Regions from separate parts of the Homo sapiens genome. Here region 2 is linked to region 1. A link is a loop called in an ENCODE intact Hi-C map of the cell type or tissue named here. Cell type or tissue: endothelial cell of umbilical vein. All regions are shown on one strand.

Region 1 (5,000 bases):
CCCACCCCGAGTCATCCTCCAGCCCTCCCTCACCTCAGGCTGGCTATGGGGACAGACACCAAGTCCTGCCCATTTTCTCTCCTAAATATCCCTGAGTAGTTACCTTCCCTCCTGGCCCCATGAACCACCGCCCTGGCTCTGCAGACCTTGTCATCATTCTGGATTTGGGCAGTGGTCTCCCTGCGCCCCCTGCCTGCCCTCTTCCCCATCCAGCCATTCCCCTCTGGCAGCTCCAGAACCATCTTTCTAAAATGGAAATCTGGTCATGGTGTGTATCTACCTAAAACATGTCCTGATTACACACAGGATAAAGGTCAAACTCCTTCCTATCCCACAAGGAAAGCCTGACACCCTCCGGCCCAGCCTTCCCATTCTGCCTTCAGCCATGCTGTGCAACTGGGATGTGCTGAGTCCTACCTCTGAGCCTTGGCACATGCTGTTCTCTAGGCCTAGAATTCCCCTCTTTCTCTTCCCTCCCCTGCACCGTTCATCTTAGCATCCGTTTATCCGTCAGGTCTCAGTTTTGACGTCACCTCCAAGAATCTTCCCTTAACCACTCCCTCCCCCAAGACTGGGGTAGTTGACCATCCCCTGAGCTCCCACGCTTCATGCCTCCCCTGTCACTCTGAATTGTCACCATCTGTTTATGTGTCTTTCTCTCCACTACACAGAGTCCCCGCCCCCAGGCTCAGAGATGGCCCCCATAGGTTAGAGTGAATGCCCCCCAACCCCAACCTAGGCTCCCCCCTCCCAGGGGAATTCTTACTTCCTGGCTCACTGGGGGCAGCTAATGAAGTCCTAGTCCCACCTCCCCCGGAGCCATGCTGTGAGACCTTAGGATAGTGTCTTCCCCTCTCTGTGCCTTTGCTGCCGAGGAGCTATAAAAAGACAAGCCTGAATTAGATGACTTCTCAGGGCCTTGCCAGCTCTGCAGTTCCACAGCCTGGTCGCCCAGCAGATGTCTCTCTCTCTCTCTCTCTCTCTCTCTCTCTCTCTCTCTCTCTCTGCTGGTCTTTGTGTCTTTTCATTCTGCCTTGAAACTCCATCTCCGGCCACCGCCTCTCACAACCTCTGTTCCAGTCTCTCTGGCAGCCCCTCCTTTCCCTTTCTGCCCCAAGACTTCTTGTGAAGACTGAGGTCTTCTTTATGGAATTCCGGATCCAGGTCGAAGGGCAGTCCTGGAAGCCTCCTGGTACCCCCATTCATCCTCCTGTCTTGGGACCTGCCATCTGCATAGCCCCAGTAGGGCCATTAAGTCACCATGAGTCAAACCAAGTTATAAATAAGTAAAGGGGTGAGGGTCCCCAAGGGCACTCAACCCCAGCTGGCTGCCCTATCTCTGGCCAGATCTGGGGTCCTGACCACCCCGGGACAGACTCAGCCTGACAGATCTTGACATGTCGTCACTGTCCCTGGAGAGTGATGGGGAAATCACCAGGCCTCCCCAGCCCCCATTAGTGTCAGTAATTGCCAATCAATTTCCTGGGAGCCTGGTGAGGAAGAGGCCCCTGGGTACCTCCAGTGAGGAAGCCACATCTAATGGCTTTTATTTGGATTACTACAAATTGATGATTTTTTTTTTTTTTAATGGAGCTTTGGTTTTCCTCTCCGTGTCTTAACCACCCCCTCAGGGCCAGTTAGACCAAAAGATGAGTGATGGCATGACTTTCTTCTCTGGAAGAGCCGAGACCAGCCTGGTCATACCCACACCACTCATGTATCCTCCATGCTGAAGACAGGCACTTCCTGAAGCCATAGCTACAGCTCCCATTTCTCCAGCAGTAACCCCACCCCAGACCCTCCCCAAGGTTATCAGGTTGAAACTGCAAAACAACCCTGTTGAGATATATCTCACCATCCCCAGGAAAAGGGGAGGCAGGCTCAGAAAGGTGGTGAGACCTAGCTAAGATCACACGGTTAATAAATGGTAAAGTTGAGATTTGAACCCAGGTCTTTCTGGCATTGAAGCCTCGGTGTTCCCATTCTTACATGTGTCATCCCACGTATAACAGAGAGTGAAGATGGTTCCCCTGAAAGCCAGAGAGCAACAGGAGTGACAGCTTTCATGGGGCTCCTAGGGCAGAGATTAGCTGATGAGAATAATAATAATGATAGCTGTAACAATAGCAGCTATTGCTGAGCGCGGTGGCTCACGCCTGTAATCCCAGCACTTTGGGAGGCTGAGGCAGGAGGATCACTTGAGCCCAGGAGTTTGAGACCAGCCTGGGCAACATAGTGAGACCCCATCTCTACACAAAATACAAAAAAATTAGCCGGGTGTGGTGGTGTGTGCCTATGGTCCCAACTACTCAGGAGGCTGAGGTGGGAGGATCACTTGAGCCCAGGAGGTTGAGGCTGCAGTGAGTCATGATTGCACCACTGCACTCCATGCACTCCAGCCGGGGTGACAGAGTGAGAGCTTGTCTCAAAAAAAAGAAAAAAAATTAGCAACTATTATTTACTGAGCCCTTAATTATGAAACACAGACTATGCCAATGGGTTTACATAAATGTTTTATTTTCTCCTTGGAACTACACCAAGAAGTATTTGTTATTATAACCATTTCACAGATAGAGAAACCAAGACTTAGAGGTTAAGTGACTTGCATAAGATCGCTCAGATTATTGGTGCTAGTAGAACTAGGACTCAAACTAAGTATGTTTGAATCCACGGCATGCACTTTTAACCATTTGCATCAGTTTGGATTATGAGTAACAGAAAATAAAAATAATGGTGGCTTAAACAAGATTGGAGTTTATTCTTCCCTCAAGTAAATGAAATCCAGAAGTAGGCAGCTGGTACAGCTCCATAATCGTGAAGGACTCAGGTTCCTGTCTTGGTCCCAAGATCTAAGCTGGCTGCTAACCCTCCAACCATCGCATCCACATTCCAGCCAGGAGGAAAGAGGAAGCGGTAAAGATAGACACGCATGCTTCTTTTAAGGACAATTCCCAGAAATTGCAGCTACCATTTCTGCTAACATCTCATCAGCCAGAACGAAATCACATGACTATACTACCCAGATGCAAGACAGTCAGGAAGCATAAGCTTGATTCTGGAATGCCATGTGCCCAGCTAAAAAGTAGAGCCTATTGTTAAGGAATAAGGAGAGGTCAGATATTGGGACAATCATCAGTGACTTCCATCAGCATTATTCTAATGCTGATGTTTAGATGGAAATTTACAGTGCAGTCTAGTAAGTCATCAAATCCAGCTTTCTGGTATCCCAGAAAAGGAACCTGAAGCCCAAAGAGAGGAAGGCACTCACCCAGAATTGAACAAAAAATGGGGGCAGAATCATGTTCGGAAGCCTGTCTCAGTAATCACAAAACCTGAGTTATTGGCACAAGAAATGCCCTCTGTCCCTCCTACATTCTGGGACATTTCTTCTGGTTCTTGGATTGTTCCTCTCACTTTCCCATTTTCCTCTCTCCCTTGTCTGGGCCTTAGGGTAGTTGCCCTTTGGGGCTTCTGTTAACCTTTGGATTGAGTAACAGAGGATCTGATTCTGTTCCCAACATGGATACAAAAGATGTCTGACCTTGGCCTTTAGCATTCTGGTCTGAGGATCTTAAAGGTCTTTCCTGCTCGGACAGTCAGTTTACGAGATACTCTGAAGCTAGGGGTGGTTTTTGCTTAGTGAATGTGGTTACTGGTACCAATAGATCCATATATTCCTCAGCATATGAGGCTCCGGTGGTGGTACTTGTGGAAGGGGCAATGGATAAGGGAGAAAAAAAACTAAGGTCCTTGGATGATGCTGGGAGGAAAGAATAATCTTTATTAGACATCTACTATGTACCAATTACAGTGCTACAATAAATGTAAGTAAGTATCTCCTTATTGCTAGACAATGGCTCTTAGATAGGGTTAAAAAATAGAGTAAGTCCAGCTATGTGATCTTTTGAAAGGACACATCTAAAGCAAAATGGAGAAGGGTCAAAGGTGAAGGGATGAGCCGGGCTCAGTGGCTTATACCTGTAATCCCAACACTTTGGGAGGCCAAGGCAGGAGGATCACTTGAGGCCAGGAGTTTGAGACCAGCCTGGGCAACATGGCGAAACCCCATCTCTATTTTTTAATTTAAAAAAAAAAGGAAAGTGATGGAAAAGACCTACCAAACAATGCTAAAAATAAATTTAAAATGAAGATGAGAAAAGAAAACAAAAGTGGCAATGTTAATATAATGCATATTTCACAGTTGAGGCTCAGAATGATAAAGTAACTCACCTGAAGTCATCTAGCCCCTAACTGGCAGAGGTGTGATTTGAAGCCAGGTCTTTCTGTCTCTTAAATTCCTTCTTCCTTGGGAATGTCTGGTTGCCTCCAGTGAAGTTGGCCAGCATTGTGACCTTGCCCTGATGGGATACGGGTCTGGAGCCACCATCACAGAGCAGGCTGGAGCAGGCAAAAGTGAAAGGAAGGCCCTGTTGGCCAAAGGGACCAGTCCTGGGTCAGGACATGCACTGGCATCTGGGCCAGAGCCTGGACCAACTCTCAGAGAGCCAGCCATGTGCTGCTATGGCCTGCCGTCCAGTTTCAGGCCCAGTGCCCACAGGGGTCTCCACTCCCTGCCTTCCAATCCCTAGTCTCAGGCAGAGGCTGAGATGATAGAGGACCCGTCCCACAGAGCCACATGGCTAAGGTTCATGCCTGGAATGTAGTTCCCTCTGCGTGGCAGAGAACAGCAGGCCTGAGGCCTCCAGGAGACAGTTTGGCTGTGGTTCGGCTGAGCCCTAAGCTAGGAGCCACTGAGACCTACATATACCCTATCCATTCCCAGAGCAAGGGCAACAGTGGGGCCAGAGGCAGGTCCTCATTGTTTCTTAGGAAGAGCCAGACAGGAGACCTGGGTCCAAGTTAGCTCTGCCACATCCCCTGCACACATCAGGCTCCAGTCATCCCAGATGGACCCACCACGGCTCCCAAAAAGCACCCTCAACTGCCTCGCTCCTCTAAGTTTTGCACACGAAACACAACGTGCAAATGGCGGTTAGCTG
Region 2 (5,000 bases), 81 kb before region 1:
CACCACTGAGTCTTCTAAACTGCAGCTGAGACCACATTACCCTCCTGCTCAGACCTTGGGCTCCTTATCTAAAAAAATCAAGGTCAAACAGCTGCTCGTTGACCTGGCCCCTGAGGCCTTCTCTGCCTGTCCTTGTCATCCCACAAACTCTAGGTGGATGTCATTCTCATCCATAAACTATAGGTTTCATACATACATGTTATAAACTCCCATGCCCCCAGATCTTTGTTCAGGCCCCAGCTGCTGCCTAGAATGAATGCCCTTCTTGCTTCTGCCTAGTGAACTCCTACTCATCCTTCAAGGCCCAACTCAAATGTCCCCTCCTTGGTATATCCTTCTTTGTACTTACCCTCAGCTCTTGATTAACAATTCTTATAACACCAAGGTATGGCTAATTTTGTCTACATCACCCTCCCCCATTAAACTGGAGTGTAGAGACTTTCTTGTCTTATTCATCGTTGGGCCTCCAGTGCCTAGCACAGAGTCTGTTACCAACAGGCTCTTGGGTTGATGTTTTATGAATGAGAGAATGAATGAATACATTGTCTGCCCATGAAAATAACTTCCCCCTCTATCCTAGAGGCTTTTACAACTCAGCATGACACTCCCACAAGACCTTGGAAGTAGGAGGAAATTATCATGATGCACAGGCTGTTCAGATGCCTCTGAAACTAGGTAGAACCTGGAATGAGACTGGATCTGGGTCTCAGGCCAGAACAAGGCAGCTCTTACATCAACCTAGCCTCGCAGAGGTCTTGGAGTTCATGCTCTACCTTGAGGCAAGACCTGGTCAAACCATTTAAAGATAAAAAAAATACTAACTTATCGCAGAGTTGAGAATTCTCCACTTAGGGGCTGGATGGATTCTTAGAGGCTACCTGGCCCAACCCCCTCTTTGGGGATGATTTATACAGAAGCACAGATGGCTTTGTTCACTTGGGATCCTTGTCTTAGTTTCTCTTCCTCTTTTTCCTTTGTCATTTTCTTGTTCCTTTGTATTCCTGGCTCTGTGCTTATCTGTGTTGATGGTCTTTCCAAAGCCAGGAGTGCCCAAATGTTCTAGCTCCCCAAACCCTCAAGCATGTAGTGATGATAGTCATGAGAATAACAGTTTCTATCTCCAAGCATGGCTGGGTGTCAGGTCCTATGCCAAGCTCTGCTGGTACTGTACCCATAGGAGCTTCCTAATGACCCCCTGTGGTAGGTACTGTCATTAAACCCCACATTGCAGATGAGAAAACCAAGGTTCACAGAAGCAAAGTAATTTCCCAGAAGTCATCCAGGTAGTAAATGGCAGAGCCAGGATTCAGATCTACAGATAACTTCCGTGTGCTTTCCTGTTCTAGGGCCATACTGCAATTCAATCATTCATTATCGAGCCATTCATTCAGTAGCCACTTTTGGAGCCCATGTGCTGTTATTAGTCATTGTAGCCATTTACTCATTCCTTGCATTCAACAATTGTTTACTGAGGACCAACTATGTGCCTGGGCTCTGCTGCAGAAACTTCTAGGGGAGGTGAGACCTTGAGGTTGGCATTGGCAGAGAGGAGGAAGAGAGGCATTCTCAAGCCATGATGCGGGAACCTCTAGACCAAGGTGCCCCCACAGTCCTTGAACGGTTTGGACCTGCAGCCCTGGGTCCTGTAGTCTAGCAGGTTGGGGAGGATACCAGCAGTGAGCTAGTATGCTCACTCCCAAGTCTCACCTGGCACAGTGAAGCATGCTCAGGGTTGCTTTTGTAAATCTAATATTTTATTTTATTTTTAAAAATTATGTTGTGTACTTTTTTTTAGCAACAGGGTCTTGCTTTATCACCCAGGCTGGAATACAGTGGCACAATCATAGCTCACTGCAGCCTCGAACTCCTGGGCTTAAGCAATCCTCCTATCTTGGCCTCTCCAAGTATATGGGATTACAGGCATTTGCCACCATGTCCAACTAATTCTTTTTGTTTTTTTTCTTTTTTTTGAGACAGAGTCTCACTCTGTCACCCAGGCTGGAGTGCAGTGGCATGATCTCGGCTCACTGCAACCTCCGCCTCCCAGGTTCAAGCGATTCTCGTGCCTTAGACCCCCAAGTAATAGGGACCGCAGGCGCATGCCAGCACGCCTGGCTAGTTTTTGTATTTTTAGTAGAGATGGGGGTTCACCTTGTTGGCCAGGCTGGTCTCAAATTCCTGACCTCAAGTGATCCACCTGCCTTGGCCTCCCAAAGTGCTGGGATTACAGACCTGAGCCACTGTGCCTGGCCTGTTTAGGGTTTTGGCTTCTAGACTTAGCTCTGCCACCTTTTCCATTTCACCACATCACCCCATCTCTGAGCACATTTCTGAAGTGAACTACCCAGACCTAGCTCACCTGGACAGTCCACAGCCTCAAGGAATTCATCTGTGTAAAGGGTCTGTCATGGATGATCAGACCCATCCCAGTCTGAGCATTTCTGGGGTCCCAGGCAGGTGACCCTTGGGGAGTCAGGGTGAGGAGAAGCTGGTCTGAGCCTGCGCAGCAGCCCAGAAGCTGGGAGTAGAAGGAAGCTGCCCTCCCCCACATGCCCGGCCTGGCCTGGAATCGTTCTCGGATTTGATGAGTGATTCATAACCTGACGCTGCGGAAAGTTGTGCCGGGCTGCAGAAGGGCTGCCCGGGGTTTGCGGTTTTGAACACAGAGAAGAATTCCCTCGTCGGCTCAGACTAGGATAACTTACTTGTTGAGAGAGACATTTTCACAAAATAAATCCTTAGAGAAACCAGGCGCTGAGGCAGGGAGGCCTGGTGAGGGATTATCCAAATAAACCGGTTTTGAAGCTTCGGGTCCAAACGATTTGCCTGAGCCCTTCGTTGCTTCCTTGTACTCAACCTGAGGTCCCTGGTGATCCTGAGATCTTTTTCAGTGGCACCAATGCAGCCAGGCCCTCTCCACCTGGGTGATGTCCCCATCACGTGGCATCACTGAAACCCTCTTCAACTGCGGTCACTGGGATATATTGTTCTTTTGGGGAGTGTGTCATGATCAGTCTAATCTACTGTTTTTTTCTAAATAAGGTTTCTATTCACATTTTGGGTGGGACAATTCTTCCTTTTGTGGGACTGTCCTACCCAATCAGGGTGTTTTCCACCCCTGGCTCCAGCCCATGAAATGCCAGTGGTACCCAGTATGGTCATTGTGCCCTCACAATCCTTAAAAGGTGAGACCCGTGGCCCTGGGGTCCTGCGGTCTGGCGGGCTTGGGATGGTACCTCTGTGGCATCAGCATTGAGTAAGCATGCCCTCAAGCCTTGATCATCACTGCGACAACCACAGCTGCATTTCTGAGTGCCATCTGGGGGACACCATGCCAGGCAAGACCCACTGGTCTCACCAGGGCCTCGTGTCCCACCACCCTGAGTGTCTTGCCATTCCTGGAACTCACCTGACCCTTTCAAACCTCCCTGCCTTTACTCCCACTCTTCCCTCTGCCTGGCGGCCCTTCCCCGCCCGTCTCATCCCTCCCAGAGCCCCACCCTTCTTCAGCCCCAGACCCCTCACCATCATACCGGCCCCTCCCTGCTTCCTGATGTGGGTGGCCTTGTACTCATTTCTTCAGCTTTCGGAGTGTCATTTTCCTCATCAGTAAAATAGGGAGCAGAACAGAACCTTCCTCCCCTGGCTGGGGGGCGGTCCGTGTGAAGTTCTTGGTGTCCAGTGGTGAGCATGAGCCGTCCCTGCGATGCCAAGCCTCTCCTTGCTGACGGCGGGGATTGACGATCCAGCTTATGTGCCCTGCTCCCCTCTGCCTGCCCCTTCTCCCTGTCCCCAGGTCTCCCCTGTGGTGGGGGATGCAGGTCCCGTTTTCCTATGGGGCACTGGCTTTGGAGACCACCCCTGCCCCGACCCCTGTTCTCTGATTCTATCTAAGTGCTTAATCTCTCCCCCCGACCCCTATCCTCTGATTCTATCTAAGTGCCTAATCTTTCCCAGCGGCAGCCCTGGGAGACATCTCCTCTCTCGCTATGGGGCTGCTGGGATCTGTCTTCCCAACCTGACACTTCACAAGTCTGTCCCCTCTACTTTATCCTCCCCCTAAGTAAAACTCCTTAAAACCGCGTTCCTGGAGCCGTCTGTTTTCCCTCCCCTGACGACACCTGGCTGCCTTCCTCCAGCCTGCGCCCCCTAGTCTCCCTCTTATCTAAATCCCAAGCCCTCCTGTCTCTCTTTGGGAGATAAGGGTTCCCTGCAGATTACCTTAGTTACATCCTAGGTGCTCACTGCCTGATGCATAGAATAACTCTGGCACATAGTAGGCACTTAAATATGTGTCGAGTGAGTGAAAGGACCCTGTAGCCCATCTATTCCTCCTGTTCGGAGGTTTGGAATGAGGTCTAAAAGCTCAGGGAAGGCGGGTTATATTTGCCTTGACAGCCTGGTTTTCTTCCCAGCAAAAAAAAACAAAAAAACAAAAAACCTCAGTTTCTCACGTTGGCTCTGGCTCAGTGCAATAACGAAAACAAGGGCAATAATAGTTCACCTGCGTGGAAGCTGCAAATCCCCACACACTGGGCCTGTTGTCTTACATGCCTGTCTCGGGGATGGGCTTTATTTTTCTCCCTGTTTCAGAGATGAGAAGGCCGGAGCTCAGTGTGGTTAAGACACCTGCCCCCAATGGGGAAGTGGTAGAGTCGGGACTTGAACTAGTTCTGTGTCTCCAGTGCCCATGTACTTCATTGGTACCCCACACCTCTTCTGCACCATTTTATTTTACTCATGAACTCACCCTGCTACAGATGGGAAATCTGAGGCTCGGAAAGAACAGCTTGCCCGAGGTCCCCTGGGTGAGTGGGTGGGTGGGCAGGGTCCAAGCCAGCATCCGACCCAGGCCCCTGCTCATAGGGTCCATCCACATCATCCTCCTGGCCCATATGAGCCCAGAGGCTGTGTTGGTCTGCAAAGCTCCAGGCTCGTGGTATGGACAAGCCATAGGGTCCCTGACATGAGGACCGCCCTGGCTGATGTAGAAGGATGCC

What was found. Hi-C counts contacts between places; a loop is a spot of excess contacts. Peaks named below come from ENCODE experiments on the same cell type or tissue, not always from the same donor. Only the 100,000 strongest peaks of a DNase experiment are listed, where the experiment ranks them.
Region 2: a loop joins it to region 1, with 1.9 times the contacts of the local background. A loop is called at or near these places in 1 of 110 quality-filtered maps.

What each region holds. Positions count from the first base shown.
Region 1 is chr1:22,818,245-22,823,244 of GRCh38, forward strand. The region is part of intron 3 of EPHB2 (EPH receptor B2); the gene reads left to right. Among named protein-coding and RNA genes, the nearest start is that of MIR4253, 42 kb to the right of the region's middle. In endothelial cell of umbilical vein, no CTCF peak of the experiment used is centred here; a DNase peak (open chromatin) is centred at 2,907; H3K27ac peaks cover 1,018 bases.
Region 2 is chr1:22,737,264-22,742,263 of GRCh38, forward strand. All of the region lies in intron 1 of EPHB2 (EPH receptor B2), which reads left to right. Among named protein-coding and RNA genes, the nearest start is that of MIR4684, 20 kb to the left of the region's middle. RefSeq lists an enhancer at 1-27 and a silencer at 2,508-2,678. In endothelial cell of umbilical vein, no CTCF peak of the experiment used is centred here; DNase peaks (open chromatin) are centred at 1,428 and 2,658; H3K27ac peaks cover 1,115 bases.